Regions from separate parts of the Homo sapiens genome. Here region 1 is linked to region 2. The links are chromatin contacts, found by POLR2A ChIA-PET in ENCODE. All regions are on one chromosome and are shown on one strand. Each heading gives the region's core, a stretch centred on a gene start or an enhancer-like site at or near the end of the contact. The rest is flanking DNA. Distances are from core to core; before and after follow the strand shown.

Region 1 (7,227 bases), core at 3,612-6,111, 510 kb before region 2:
GTTATAATTTTATTAATAATTTTAATGGTCAATTTGTTCAATCTTGTGAATGGTAGAACACATATAATTCTATAATGAACAGATAAAATTTAATCCCTATTAATCTGCCTAGTATTATTATTTAAAATTTTACAAAATTTATTAGCTCAAAAAGGCTCTACTCCAACACATATATGGACAACTGGCTTTTGACAAAAGTGCAAAGGCAATTCAGTGTAGAAAGCATATTGTCTTTTCAACAAGTGGTGGTAGAACCAACGTATACATAAAATGCAAAAAAAAAAAAAAACCCGTAACTATATAGAAAAATCTAAAAATGGATGGTAGACCTAAATGTAAAACCTAAAACTATAAAACTTCCTTTGTGACCTTGGATTTGACATAACGCTAAAAGCACAATCCACAAAAGAATAAAATGGTAAACTGGACTTCAAATCTCTGCTCATCAAAAAACATTGTTAGAACAAAAAGACAAGGTAAAGACTGGGAGAAAATATTTACAGACATAAACCTGACAAAGAACTTATATCCAGAATCTACAAAGATCAAAACTCAATAATAGGAAAACTCAATTAAAACAGGCAAAAGATTTGAACATTCACTTAACCAAGGAAGATAGATGGCAAAGTACATGAAAAGATGCTTAAGCTCATTAGTCACTAGGAAAATGCAAGTTAAAACCACAATGAAATGCCATTCCACAGCTATCAGAATGGCTAAAAGTTTAAAAGACTGACAAAGGAAGTGTTGGTAAGGATGTAGAACAACTAACACACTCACATATTGCTAGTAGAACTGTAAAATGGTACAACCACTTTGGAAAACAGTTTGGCAGTTTCTTAGAAAGTTAAAATTACACTTACCATATGATTCAGCCATTCTACTCCTTGGTATTTCCCCATGAGAAAGCTTATGTCCAAAGACTTACATGAATGTTCATAGGACCTTTATTCATAATGGCCAAAAAGTGGAAAGACAGCACAAATATCCAGCAATGGGTGAATGGATAAACAAACTATGGTATATCCATAAAATGGAATAATAGTCAGCAAGGAAAATATGAATCATCGATACATGTAATGCAAACTAACTATAATGATAGAAAATAGATCAGTGGATGGTTAAGGACAGGAGGTGGGGAGGTATGGAAGGACAGGATTAAAAAGAGGAACAAAGAAACTTCTCTTGGGTGTGATGGATATGTTCACTATATTGATTACAGTGCTGGCTTCATGTGTGTATACATATATTAAAACTTATCCAACTGTATACTTTATGTGCAGATATGTCAATTATATATCAATAAAATTATTTTTTAAAAAGCACAAGTTATTGCCAGCATGACTCCTATAAAGGCATGCTTCCACAGGACACATGTTCACTTTTGCTTTTATTTGTTGACTAATAGAGTATTTCTTTTCTTTTCTTTTTTTGAGACAGAGTCTCACTCTATCGCCAGGCTGGAGTGCAGTGGGTGTGATCTCAGCTCACTGCAACCTCTGCCTCCTAGGTTCAAGTGATTCTCCTCCCTCAGCCTCCTGAGTAGCTGGGACTACAGGTGCACACCACCACGCCCAGCTAATTTTTGTATTTTCAGTAGAGATGGGGTTTCACCATGTTGGCCAGGATGGTCTCAATCTCTTGACCTCGTGATCCACCCACCTTGGCCTCCCAAAGTGCTGGGATTACAGGCGTGAGCCACCAGGCCCAGCCAACTAATATAGTATTTCTAAAGGACTATTTGACCTATGCAAATTTGTTAAGAGAATTTTAACCCTAGAAACAGCATAGGGGCAACAGATGAAAACTTAGCCAAACCAGTTTTTTGTCTGTCTATTTAGAATAAATATATGTGGCTCTGGATAAGGCTGTGTGGGCACTCTCTGGTCCTGCCAAGTTTAACTAATTCTGGGAATTTCCACAGTCACTTAATAGCTCAGGAGTGTAGAAGTCAGATATGCCTCTTAAGTACTTTATTCATCTATATTTTCAGAATGGGGCTAATGGCATATCAGCTTACAATATGTTGAATGAGAATTTAGGAAAATATTAACTCCATCTTGAACACACTTTCGTGCCATGAGGCATAGAAGGGTTTGTTGTCCAAGACTCAGATTAAGCTCTAATAATTTGGACATCAAAGTTGATATGGCTCAATGGCTCATTTGGAGGGTGGAGGTATAGGGAAAGTTATTTTCTGTTGCTTTATACTACTCTGAGGTAGAATTAGCTCACAATAAATAACTGTTTCTGACAGCCTGTTTATCTCTATTTACAGCTACTTTCCAAGCTGTCCCTATACCCAGTAGAGTACCTTAGGGAGAATGAGGTGATATTTAAAACACACACACACGCCCCACTGTACAATAAGCAGGTACTACAGGGCCATATTCAGGCACTGCAGGTATACTACGTTGGGACCTGAGAAGATTCTGTATTTTAAGTGTCTATTTTGGATCACATTGAAGAGTTTGGTGTCAGTCAATCTGCTTCTTAGATTCATAGAGATACTTTTTCCTTTCTTGAACAAGTGAAATATTGGGCACTGAAACCAAGTGTGTTATATTCAAAATAATTTGTGGATTTTATAACTCATCTAAATAAAGCTCCTCGCTACCTCATTTTGCATTACCTACGACTAGGACTCACGGATTATCAAAAACTCACTTTTCACAAGAAAGGACCCAGCTATTCCTCTATTTAGCTAGCTACCACACTCTTAATGTTCAAATGCAATCTGATTCACTATTTAACTATTTGAACACTCTTACATAATTGCTTTGGTACATAAAATCAGCAACTTCACAATTATTAACAATTACAGCATTTTACTTTTTCAACAATATCTATTCAAACTTCGATTGATAGAATTTCAATGTATAAATCACATTAAGGAGTATTTCAAGTTATATCTAAAATACTTACTGTTATTTGAAAGTAGTAAGTCCAAAGGTCACACCTCTCATACTGACATTGTTACATTAATTCCATATGATAGTAACTTAAGCTATTACATGATGGTAGATCACACACAATTCAGGGATGCTAGAAATGTTAAAAGCACACCTTCCAAAGACCCAAGCTAAATGGCAGATTTTGGCAAATTACTAAGGACAAAGGTGAACTTCTGAACATCCCTAAATTGGAGAGCAATTTGGCAGTGCCCACCAAAATTCAAATTGTACTTACCTTTGACATGGCTAGTCCATTTCTAGGAATTTATTGTAGATGTACAAAATGTTCTATTAACAAAATATTAACTATAGCACTGTTTCTTAAGCAAAAGATTGGAATGTCCATTAATATGGAGGCTGGTTAAATACCTTGTAATACTATGACAGGCTACATGTTTAGCGGTATTATGGCAGCAATCTCTGGAAAGTGACTCCCTGGGCTCTAATCCTGAGCCCTACCACTTATAAACTGTGTGACTGTTGGACATTTAATCATCCCGTGCCTAGTTTTCCTCATTTGTTAAATATAGAAAAATAGTGCCTATCTCATAGGTTGTTATGAGGCTTCCATGAGTTAATAAAACTAAAGTATTAAGAAAGCATTTGGATCAGGAGTAAGCTCTCAATAAATGTTACATATGATGATGAGGGTATATTAATACAATTGAATACTAAACTATCATTAAAAAGAATGAGGCAGTTTTAACTGTATCAATGTGAAAAGATCTCCAACGTAATACTCAAGCGAAAAATGTAAGGTCCAGAATAATACGAAGAGGTGCTACCATTTGTGGATAAATATATGGGGGAAGAAAAGAATAAGGATGAGGGGAGAGAAAACACACTTGTATGAATATATAAATTTTACCATATTTGTACATGTATTACCCATTCAACTGAATTAAAAATATTGTTGGATGAGTAAATGAATGTTAAAACAACTGAGCCAAGTAAAACTATTATATATTGCACCTAATTGACTGAGCAAATAATAGCACATATTATTATTACATATATATTTTTCTGAGACAGGGTCTGGCTCTGTCACCCAGGGTCTGCAGTGGCACGATCTCAGCTCACTGCAACCTCTGCCTCCCAGGCTCAAGCAATCCTCCCACCTCAGCCTCCCGAATAGCGGGAACTAGATGTGTGTGCCACCACGCCTGGCTAATTTTTTTTTTTTTTTTTTTTGTACAGACATGGTTTTGCCATGTTGCCCTTCAATTCCTGGGCTCAAGCAATCCGCCTGCATCGGCCTCCCAAAGTGCTGGGATTACAGGTGTGAGCCACTGCACCCAGCTGGCAAATATATATACGGTCCTTATGTGCTAGTTATTATTCCAATCGCTTCTATTATTCACAACATCCAATGAAGTTAAATACTCTTATTATCCTTATTTTAAAGTTGAGAAAAATGCAATGCAAAAAGACACAAGTAACTCCTCCAAAGTCACACCACTAGGAAGCAGAGCCAGGATTTGACTCACACAGTCTGGTTTCCTTCATCTCTTTGTTATATTAATACTACTCTAAAATTATTTTTATTTACATATATCCCAACTCTTGTAAAAAAAACTTTGGACAGCTTACATTAAAGCACATATATGCAATTAATAAAACTGGTAATGAAAAGGGGAAGTAATACCAATGTGAGAAAAAAATACAGCTACTTTAAGTATGCAACAAATCCAACTCTAAAGCATCTGCTATTTTCTGTCTAGGCTTTGAATGATGTATTCTACGGAGATACTTTTAAAAGGACAGAAATCAAGTATTAAACAATTATAAGTACTTTTTATTTTGCTTCTTTAAAGAAGTTCTTGTTTAAAGTTTTCTTAAGGCAAGTTAATCTTGTAATCCAGTTTATATGCCAAAACCCAAATAGGGACTTTTCTTATGATTCTGTCATATGATTAAGTCAGGTGACAGATCCCACACTTGTGCAATGTGCTCTACACTCTAAGGCAGAAAGCGTGTCGATAGCACTGACTATCCATACCAAAAATAACATGCCAAATTTGTAATCCTATCTAGTAGTCCCTATCATTTTTTGGTACATTTTTCTTTTCTTTTTTTTTTTCTTACTTTTGAGACAGGGTGTCGCTCTGACGCCCAGGCTGGAGTGCAGTGGCACATTCGCAGTTCACTGAAACCTTGAATGCCCCGGGATCAAGTGATCCTCCCACCTCAGCCTCTTGAGTAGCTGGGACTACAGGTGCATGCCATCGTGCCCAAATAATTTTTTTAATTTTTAGTTTTTACTGGTAGAGGGGGGTCTTGCCATGTTGCCCAGGATGGTCTCCAACACCGGGCTCAAGCGATCTACCTGCCTCAGCCTCCCAAAGTGCTGGGATTACAGGCGTGAGCCACCATGCCCAGCCTGTTTTTCCTAATTACAGAAACACTTCATGTCCACTGTAAAAATAAAAACATATAATGTAAAGTGTAAGGAAGAAAGTAAATCATCTTAGTGCCCATTGTTTCCCATAATCCATCATATACACAGACATGTACAAACATGTAGTTTTATATAAATATGTTACTATGGATATTCTGTCTCTTTCCTTTTCTGCTTATTTCCTCTTTCCAACGGTGACAACCAGGTAAAAATATACAAAACTCATGGTGTTTTTCAACTGGTTTTATAAAAAATGAGTTATCATTACAAATGTTTCTCTGTACTTTGTATTTTTTTTTCTTAAGATACATGATGGCCTGGGCAATAAGGTGAAACCCCGTCTCTACCAAATATACAAAAAATTAGCCAGGTGTGGTGGTGCACACCTGTAGCCCCAGCTACTCTGGAGGCTGAGGCGGGAGGATAGCTTAAACCTAAGAGGAGGAAGTTGCAGTGAGCCAAGACAGCACCAGTACACTCCAATCTGGGTAACAGAGCAAGATCCTGTCTCAGGAAAAAAAAAAAAAAAAAGACACATGATAGAAATCCTTTCAGAATGTACTTGGAAATCCTTTCTAATCACCAGTAGATTTAACTCCTACCATTTAATCACTTCACAACATTCCATAAAATGCCTCGGCCATAATTTACATAACAATACCCCTATTAACAGGCATTCCCTTTGTTTCCACGTTTTTTGCCACTACTAACATTGAAAATTGAAACACTGTTGCAGCTAACACTCCTGTAAACTCTTACTGGTGCTTTTATTTCTAAGGAAAAGATTACATGGAGTTAGACTGATGGGTGGAAAATACATGTATTCTCAGTATTAACTGATGTTGCTTGATTGTTTACTAGGAAAAACTCTAACACTTCACATCTCCGCTAGCATTTTATGAGATAATCCTTCTCCACATATCCCTGCTAGCAGTAGGTTTACCACTTAATTTTTGCTTGTCAGAGAAATAATATTTCATTGTTAGTATATTGATTACTAGTAAGGTTACACATCCTTTACTGTTTGTTGAATGTTTGGATTTCTCTTCTGTGAACTTCTGGTGACATGTTTTATCCATATTTTTACTGGGTGAACTTTTTCTTAATTGGAAAGAGTTCTTTCAATGGTTAACTCATCTGTTACATATATCTCAAGCCTTTTTTTCCGCCTGATTTTGTCTTTGGTCCTTTATTTTTGCCACTAAAGAATCCTTCGTTTCCATGCAGTCTCATGTGTCTATCCATACTTTTATGACTTTTAGGTTTCCTATCTTGGTTTAAAAAACTACATCTGGATTGTTTGTATAAAGGAAATTTAGGAGATTAATATCTTAAATATTTTATTGTTTACATTTAAGCCTCTAATCCATCTGAAATCAGTTTTTGCATCTGTTGCAATGTATTGGATCAATTATATTTTCTTCTAGATGAGCAAGTTGTATCAGTTAACATTTATGATATATATGTGCCCTTTTTCACCATTGGATTGAATTATCCCTTTGAAATGTGGTAAATTATCTTATATACTGAGATTTACTCTGCTTTTTAAAATTCTGCTGCACTTATATACTTAAAATTAAAAATATATTTACACACCTATAAAATTAAATAACTTACTCAGCTACCTGGATGAGACAAAACATTTTCACTTAAGATATCCAAGTAGTTAAGATGAAAGAATTATTTAGGTGCCTTAATTTTCCATATCAAATTAAGAAATATTTTGCAATGCCTACTGACATTATGAATTCAAATATACAGAAGGTATAGTAATAAATTTTAATTTTTTCTTTAATGCATCAATCTAGAGATAATTACTTATTTTGATGCATTTCCTTACAACTTTTTCCATATGTATATACTATTATTATTATA
Region 2 (6,993 bases), core at 597-3,096:
GGGAGGGGCTGTGGTGGTGGAAAGCTGGGGGTGCCTGCCACTACTCCAGGAACTCGCTAAGCTCTTACACAATGTATTTCCTTTAACCTTCTCATCAACCCTGCAAGGTGACGACTATATCCCCATTTTACAGGAGAGAAAATTGAGTTCCAGAAGTGAAGTTGCCCAGGATCACATAACAGTAGGCCTGGATTGAAACCCAGTTTAGGCTGATTCCCAAACTCTGTGCTTTTTAATCACAATAGTAGCCTTTTTCCCTTTTTTTTTTTTTTTTTCCTATCAGGGCTCTGAAACCAGTGGGTGTTTAGCAAACAGAGTTGATGTAGAACAGTGGGACATTTTAACAGTGATTTCTAGAGGGAAAGTTTACACCAAAAAGTAAGCTTTTGGTTTCCTCTCAATTTTCCAGATACTTGCTTTAATTCTCTAATTTGCTTTTCCCCAATGAGATAAGGTATTTATATAGATCATTGCATGAGTTCCCAGTTATGGGATTTTAGGGAACTAGCTTGTTCAAGTCATGCCCCAATTTCCCCAGGCCCTTAAGGAAATTGAAAGCAAATGTTCCTTCCATGCCCCAAGAAGGGAAGGAAGGGAGGGAGGAAGAAAGGGAAGAAGGGAGGTAGGGAGACAGAAAATGAACATAAAGTAATGAAGGGCAAAAGAGGACAAGCAGACAAAGAGGAATGGAAGGGTTGTTTCTTATCTGAACACACGGTGGCTACGGAGGTGTTGGGTTGTAACAGCAACAAATATTTTACTGAGGAAATTCAGCCCAGACCCTCTCCTGCTTAACGAGGACCAGCCAAACAATTCCTGTTACTTCTGCACCCTCGGTAATTTATAAGGTTCAAAATGGAAACAGATCCTGTTGCTGCTGCCAGCCACCATCCTGCTTTCAAAAACAACAAGGAGAAAAGAATTGGGAGTGAGAGGGAGTGAGAAGGTGCAGGTATCCAGAGAGGGAGAAAGGAGTTAACCCATTAAGCCCCACAACACAGTTGTAAGAAGTACCATTTTAAGGACCCCAAAACAGGATGCGTGGGGTCTCATTCATGTAAAAGCAGAACTATGACCAAAAAATATGGCTATGTTTGGGGAAGGTTGGGGGGCTTGGTCACTGGATGATGATTATAAATAAATAAATAAAATTATAAATACATAAAATGATGCATTTTATTTAGTATCTGGGGAAAGTGAGTTACTTTTTGAACCAAGTTACCTAGTGAGTTTGGTTTAGAAAGATAATTCTAGAGATTTCAGTTACCTGAGAACTTTATTTTAATGTTTCGGGAAAAAAGGCAAGTAACGCTTAAGCTGGAGAACCTAATTGCAGTGTAACGTTGTCCCATTGTGAAATGAACAAAGTACAATTTCAAAGTTGGGTGAAGGCAACAGTAAGGCCTATTATTTTTCTTGGCAATGCAAAATATATCTAAGATCCTTCTTATTTTCCTTAGTCATTTTCTGAGACAAAGCAGAGAAATCAAGAAAAAAATATCAAAATCATTTGACACCTCATTGAGGCCTAGGTACTTGACAGTTTAAAGGGTTATTTGGACACACACAAAAAAAGAAAGAAAATGGGTCTGAAACATTTAACTGCTGACACACATGTTCTCCACTGAAATAATCTCTTCCAAACAGATGTTTTTGAAACTTTCCAAAAACAACAACAACAAAACACACTCTGGGGTTAAGACCAATCCTGAGAAACTGTAGCCTCAGAGTATTTATTTTTTGAGAAAATTACAAACAACTGAGAGTCGATCATCATCAGGAGGAGGCCAGCTCCACTTCCTCCCAAGAGGGCTGGCTGACTAACTGGATCAAGAGTGAGAACACCACAAAAAGCCGTCGGCTCATCCCCTGGACGCCCATGCCACGGCAGCTGTCAGAAAGGGAAGCTTCTATGATCTAAAACACAAAACATGCCCTTTGGATGTCCTAAGACCAATAACAAAGGTGAGCTGAATAGGAGAGAGTGTGATGTAGCAGATAGCACAAAGAGACTTTCTTAAAAACATTCTTCAAGTGGCAAGAATACGATCTGACAAAGTCTTTTGTTCCATTGGTAGAGAGGGACTAGCTACATGAAAAAGAAAAAAATCCTGCTCCAAGTTACTTTTCATTTTGCATGCTCCCAGTTTTCTAGAGTAAGAATCACCTTTCCCAATTGTCTTAAAGGCAGGGAAAGCTTTGCTCCTAGAAGGTGATGCCAAGTGTCTGGGGTGCAAGTGTTGGCAGCCCCCTATCTCAAGAAAGAGGGTAGTACTCCTGCACAGAAGAGAGGCATTGAAGCAAATATTGGGGAAATAAGTGAATTTAATTTTCAGAGGGCTGAATATGTGAGTTTAGATAGACTTAGGAGAAGGAATTAAGAAAGAAAGGTTTACTGAGGAGGCTGAGGTAGGAGGATCACTTCAGCCCAGGAATTTGAGGTTGTAGTGAGCTATGACAGGCACTGCACTGCATTCCAGCCTGGGCAACAGAGCAAGACTCTGTCTCTAAAAAAAGAGAAAGAAAGCTTATCAAAACATCAGGTTGTATACCTTTAAATATATACAAAAAACAAAGGTCATTTTTACTTAAAAAGTTGTATTTGACACACAGACCTAATTTAAAAAATTTTTTTAATTAAAATTTTTTTTAATTCGGAGGGACCTCAGAGAAAATAAACAAGTATCGTAGAGTAATGCCTAATGTGTTTTGAGTGTTATGAATAATGTGTCAAGGCTGAATGAGTCTAAGTGATTTGTAGAAGGTCTCCCAGCTAATTCAGAAGGGAGACTTTGGGCTACAAGTCAGGTCTTCTCACTCCTAGTCCAGTGCTCCTTTTACTATCTTAACACTACCTCCTAGCAAATTGTTTCTGGAGCCACTTTAATCAACTGGCTAGAAACGGTTTCAAAGCCAATTTTAGAATGTTTCTGAATTTACTTCCTTATACATAAGAATAATGTTACCTGGATCATTATCTATAACAGTAACTTTCTGTGTGATCATTTTTATCCTTTCATCATACATTCTAATCTATAAAAATCTCCTACTGTTCATTGCATAAGCCCCTTCCGTAGAATTTTCTGCAATGATGGAAATATTCTATATTTGTGCTGTCTAAAGCACTAGATAGCTACTAGCCACTCAGGGCTATGAAGTTCTCAAAATGTGGCTAATGTGACTAAGACACTGAAGTTTTAATTTTCTTTAAATTTAACTTAAATAACCATACAGAGCTAGTGGTTGCCACATTAGACAGCACAGTTCTAGACTAATATCTGGAACATCTACCCAGAACACTCTGATGTCAAATAGGGGAGAAAAAAAACAACGGTTTGATGTTTTTAAGTATAAGTCATGCTCTAGCCAGCCTCTAAGTATATTTTACCTTATTCCTCATCCAAATTTTGTGAATGAGTCTTCTGTTAACAAATGATGTGTGCCTTGGCTTTTAATTATTAATATTACTGGGAAGAAAAAAATATTGCTATACTCTACCACATACAACACAATATGCAAGGTACTGTGAGTATTAGAAAATGGATTCAGTCCTTAGGAGCTTAAAGCAATATTTGGGACATAAATTCACTAGCACCCAGCAAATATCCACAAGCTCCTCTTCATTTCCTAGCCTCCTCTGCAGTGAGCTTAGGGCCATGTGACTAGTGCTGGCCAATGAACATGTGTAAGTGAACTTCACGTGTCACTACTGGGCCATGGCGGTTAAGAGATTGACAGCTGCTTCCATCTTTGCCTCACCAGTCTGGTGACCATATGTCACATGGTTCAGAAGGCACAGCTATAAGATCGAAGCAATTAGCTCAAGATGTGACATGAGAAGAGGTTTGTTGCACAAAACCACTGAAATTTTGTGATTATTCTCCTGTAACAACTTTAGCATTCTTTAATACTTTCACTGATCAGTTCAGTCACCAATGTGAAGTGGCAAATGAGAGCAGAGGCAGAAGTTTTCAGTTCAGGTCTTAAGGGAAGGTGTTCTGGAAATGGGATTTGAAACTGGGCCTCTTGAGGTATGTACAAGCAAGGGGGATGAGGGCACAGCAGGAAGGTGATACTGACTTGGTGGGAATGCTAGTCTTGTGTTTGCAGGGTGGGGAGGGTGGTGTGCCAAACAGTTGGGTTTATCTGTAACAGTGGTCTCCAAACTTCCCTAATCCTACGACCGCCTGAGTGAAATATTCCGGGCAAACATCCCTAATATGTGCATACTTCTCTACTTATAAATCAAACACATGCACTGCAGAACTAAAATGTTAAAAAGAGTAGGTAAAAATGAAACCATATTTTAATAACTCCTTAACCATGATTGTCTTAAAATATCATTAGCTAATACCTTAAGGCAGAACGCCTATTTAGGATTAGTATCATCACTAATGATATGGGTGTAATCTCTTTCAAATAGTCTGCTTGACTGTTAATTATTTTGTTGACTTCTCATCAGAAGTGATTCCATTATCATTGTTTTTACTCCCTCCTGTGGCTTGAAAAGGGTCAGCTCTGCTGTTTTCTTCCTGTTTGCATGTGCTTGGATTATCAGCCTTCTCTTCAACCCAGTTTCTTTGTAGCAATCTCTTTAAGCCACTTGTCCTCTTGTGAGAGTTAATTTAGTTAAACTAAATAATATAATCTGTAAATCCACTTAAGGGAGAACAGGAAAACTGGGGAGTGAATGAACGAGTGAGGCCCCCACACTGTCAAGCCGTTTACCCATGGAGATGCCTGGGACACTGTTGTGACACATGACAACCTCATGTACAGACCGAAGGCACCACTGCCAACCCCTATATTAAATATTAGCAAAGCTGAATTTCTTTCCTATTCCTTTTTTAGGTAGAAAAAACATTAAGGGAATCTCTACTGTTATCTTACAGTGCTCCAACGGAATTGCTTATATTTTTTCCCCTTGGCACTTGCACCCCACTTTGGAGACTTACGTAAAAGAACGAAAAGAGACAAGGTAGGACACTGAGATTGGGTCTTACTGTGGAAGACCAGAGAAAAGAGTTTAAAATTCATACCACAGAAGGAGAGGAGTTAGTGATGGTTTTTGAGCAAGGGAATATATAATCAAAGTGGCATTTTGGGGAGATTAGCAAAACCTGGGTTCCTCTCACTGAACCCAGAATTTATAACAAAGTGCTAACAAACAGAGCCTATTTCCACTCACCATCAAGGCAAGCAGAAAGGGAAGGAGCCAGGATACAGCATCTTTCCTCGGGGAGGAACCTCTCCGAGGAGAAGCCACCTCTGCCATCTGAGTCAAGGAGAAGAGGTCTTATCTCTTGATTTGCCCACAGAGCTTCTGCTAAAACACGTCTAATCCTCTCCCTGCTCCAGCACTGGAGGAAAAAGTTACTGGGGAGTTTTCTTTGTCACTCATACCTCTTCCCCAAAATGACCTCATTTCTTTTAAGAGATTTCAAAAAAAATCTACAAATCTACCCACAGTGTGGGGGGTTTTATTGCTAAACTGGAAGACCGAAAGAAAAGGAAAACCACTTCCTTTCTTCTACACTCCCGGCTCAATTCCCCCACTCCTGTTTCATATAAATTCAATTTGACAACCCTGCTAATTGGATAAACGCAGCTCCTACACTCCTAGAAGGCCGTTCTCTTTTCTTTTTTTTTTTTTGTTTTTGGAGGGCTCAAAACAGGGTGATTGTGCTGTTCTTTAACACGAATTCCATCTGCTTTATTTCTCTCTCTTCATTCAGAGCTCCTCTTGAATATTTATGAAGCCTTCCCTCCTCGCCTCTCCCCTTTCTACCCCACCTCCACCTTCCTTCCTCCCTCAACCTCCCTCTCTCCACCCTGCCTCCAGCCTCCTCCTCCTCCCTTCTCTGAGTCAGGACAAAAACCTTTCAAATGGCACCCCCCTCCTTGCTTTAGATAAACACAGGCAGTGTCAAGTGTGAGGAGTAGGGGGAGGTGGGGAGGGGGTTCAACTGCCAGTCAAGCCACTGGCCTTCAATGCGGCCCTGGGGCCTACCCTAATCTGCTGCATGCTTGCCATATGGGGGCTGTGTTGCCCCGGGAAACACTAACAGGCAGAACGGAGCTTAATAGAGTCCATATTCATTGTAATGCAGTGAGATAGCTGAAGGCACCACTGCCCCTTCCCGGTTTCATTCTTCTGTTTCCCACTTTCTTTCTGTTTTTCCTCCTTTTTTCTTTCTTTCTTCCTTTCAAAAGGTCCTGGTACCCAGAGAGTTCTAATCTAGAGAGGTTGGGGCTGGTGGAAAGGCTGGACTTTGGGGTTAGGTGTGAGGACTGCCATGGTGGTGTTGGGGGCTGGGGAGAAGTGAGAAGTAGGAGTTCCCGGGAGAGCAGAGGGGGAGAGGGCTGCAGCATCCACACAGGGCCAGGAACACTTGATGTTGTGTGTGCAGATGTGTGCAGGTTTGAGTCTGTGCACATGTGTAAGGGAGTATGGGTGGGTGAGTGTGGTCTCTGGAAGAGCACCCAACCATCAGGGCCTTTGGGGACAGAAACCTTCATATTTAGCCACCTATGCCTAGGTATTTCTGACTCTGTCCCTTGAATCCTCACTCCAGCCCTATCTCAATCCCAGTCAATACAAGGTCATTAAGGCCAGTGACATCTACCTTCCTGGGGTATCAGGCCTGTGGCCAATTCTCAGCTCTCCAGTGGCCTTGAGAAGTCACAGATGTGGTGCTGGGATGAAACCACTTTAGAAATAAACCCCTACAGGGGCAGAGGACGCACCAGCCTGCCAAGTCTGGGCCATTTCCTCCTCTGGTTCATCTGGCTCTGGCTGAGAAGGAGGTGAAGGTGTGGTCTGCCACAGCCAAGCTAAGGGCATTAGGCGCCTCTTTGCATTACGGGAGTGGGCTGTCCAGTAGGGTGGGCCTTGTCACAAGTATATCTGCTGGAAGTCAGGCTTGGGGATCCCTGAGGTCTAAGGGCATCTTCCCCCGCCAGTGCTCAAAAAGGAAGGAGGAGCAGGGAATG

The links. ChIA-PET counts read pairs that join two places held with the same protein, here RNA polymerase II (POLR2A).
Region 1: POLR2A ChIA-PET joins it to region 2 with 13 read pairs in activated T-cell. The contact joins two enhancer-like sites. POLR2A ChIA-PET finds 5 or more read pairs at or near these places in 5 of 52 experiments (A549, PC-9, WTC11 and 2 more).

What each region holds. Positions count from the first base shown.
Region 1 is chr3:113,752,350-113,759,576 of GRCh38, reverse strand. All of the region lies in intron 1 of ATP6V1A (ATPase H+ transporting V1 subunit A), which reads right to left. Among named protein-coding and RNA genes, the nearest start is that of ATP6V1A, 8.9 kb to the right of the region's middle. Within about 2 kb of position 4,861, at least 2 of the 41 ENCODE cell types and tissues checked have a DNase peak (open chromatin) inside an H3K27ac peak, as active enhancers do.
Region 2 is chr3:113,240,783-113,247,775 of GRCh38, reverse strand. The region is part of intron 2 of BOC (BOC cell adhesion associated, oncogene regulated); the gene reads right to left. Among named protein-coding and RNA genes, the nearest start is that of BOC, 33 kb to the right of the region's middle. Within about 2 kb of position 1,846, at least 10 of the 41 ENCODE cell types and tissues checked have a DNase peak (open chromatin) inside an H3K27ac peak, as active enhancers do.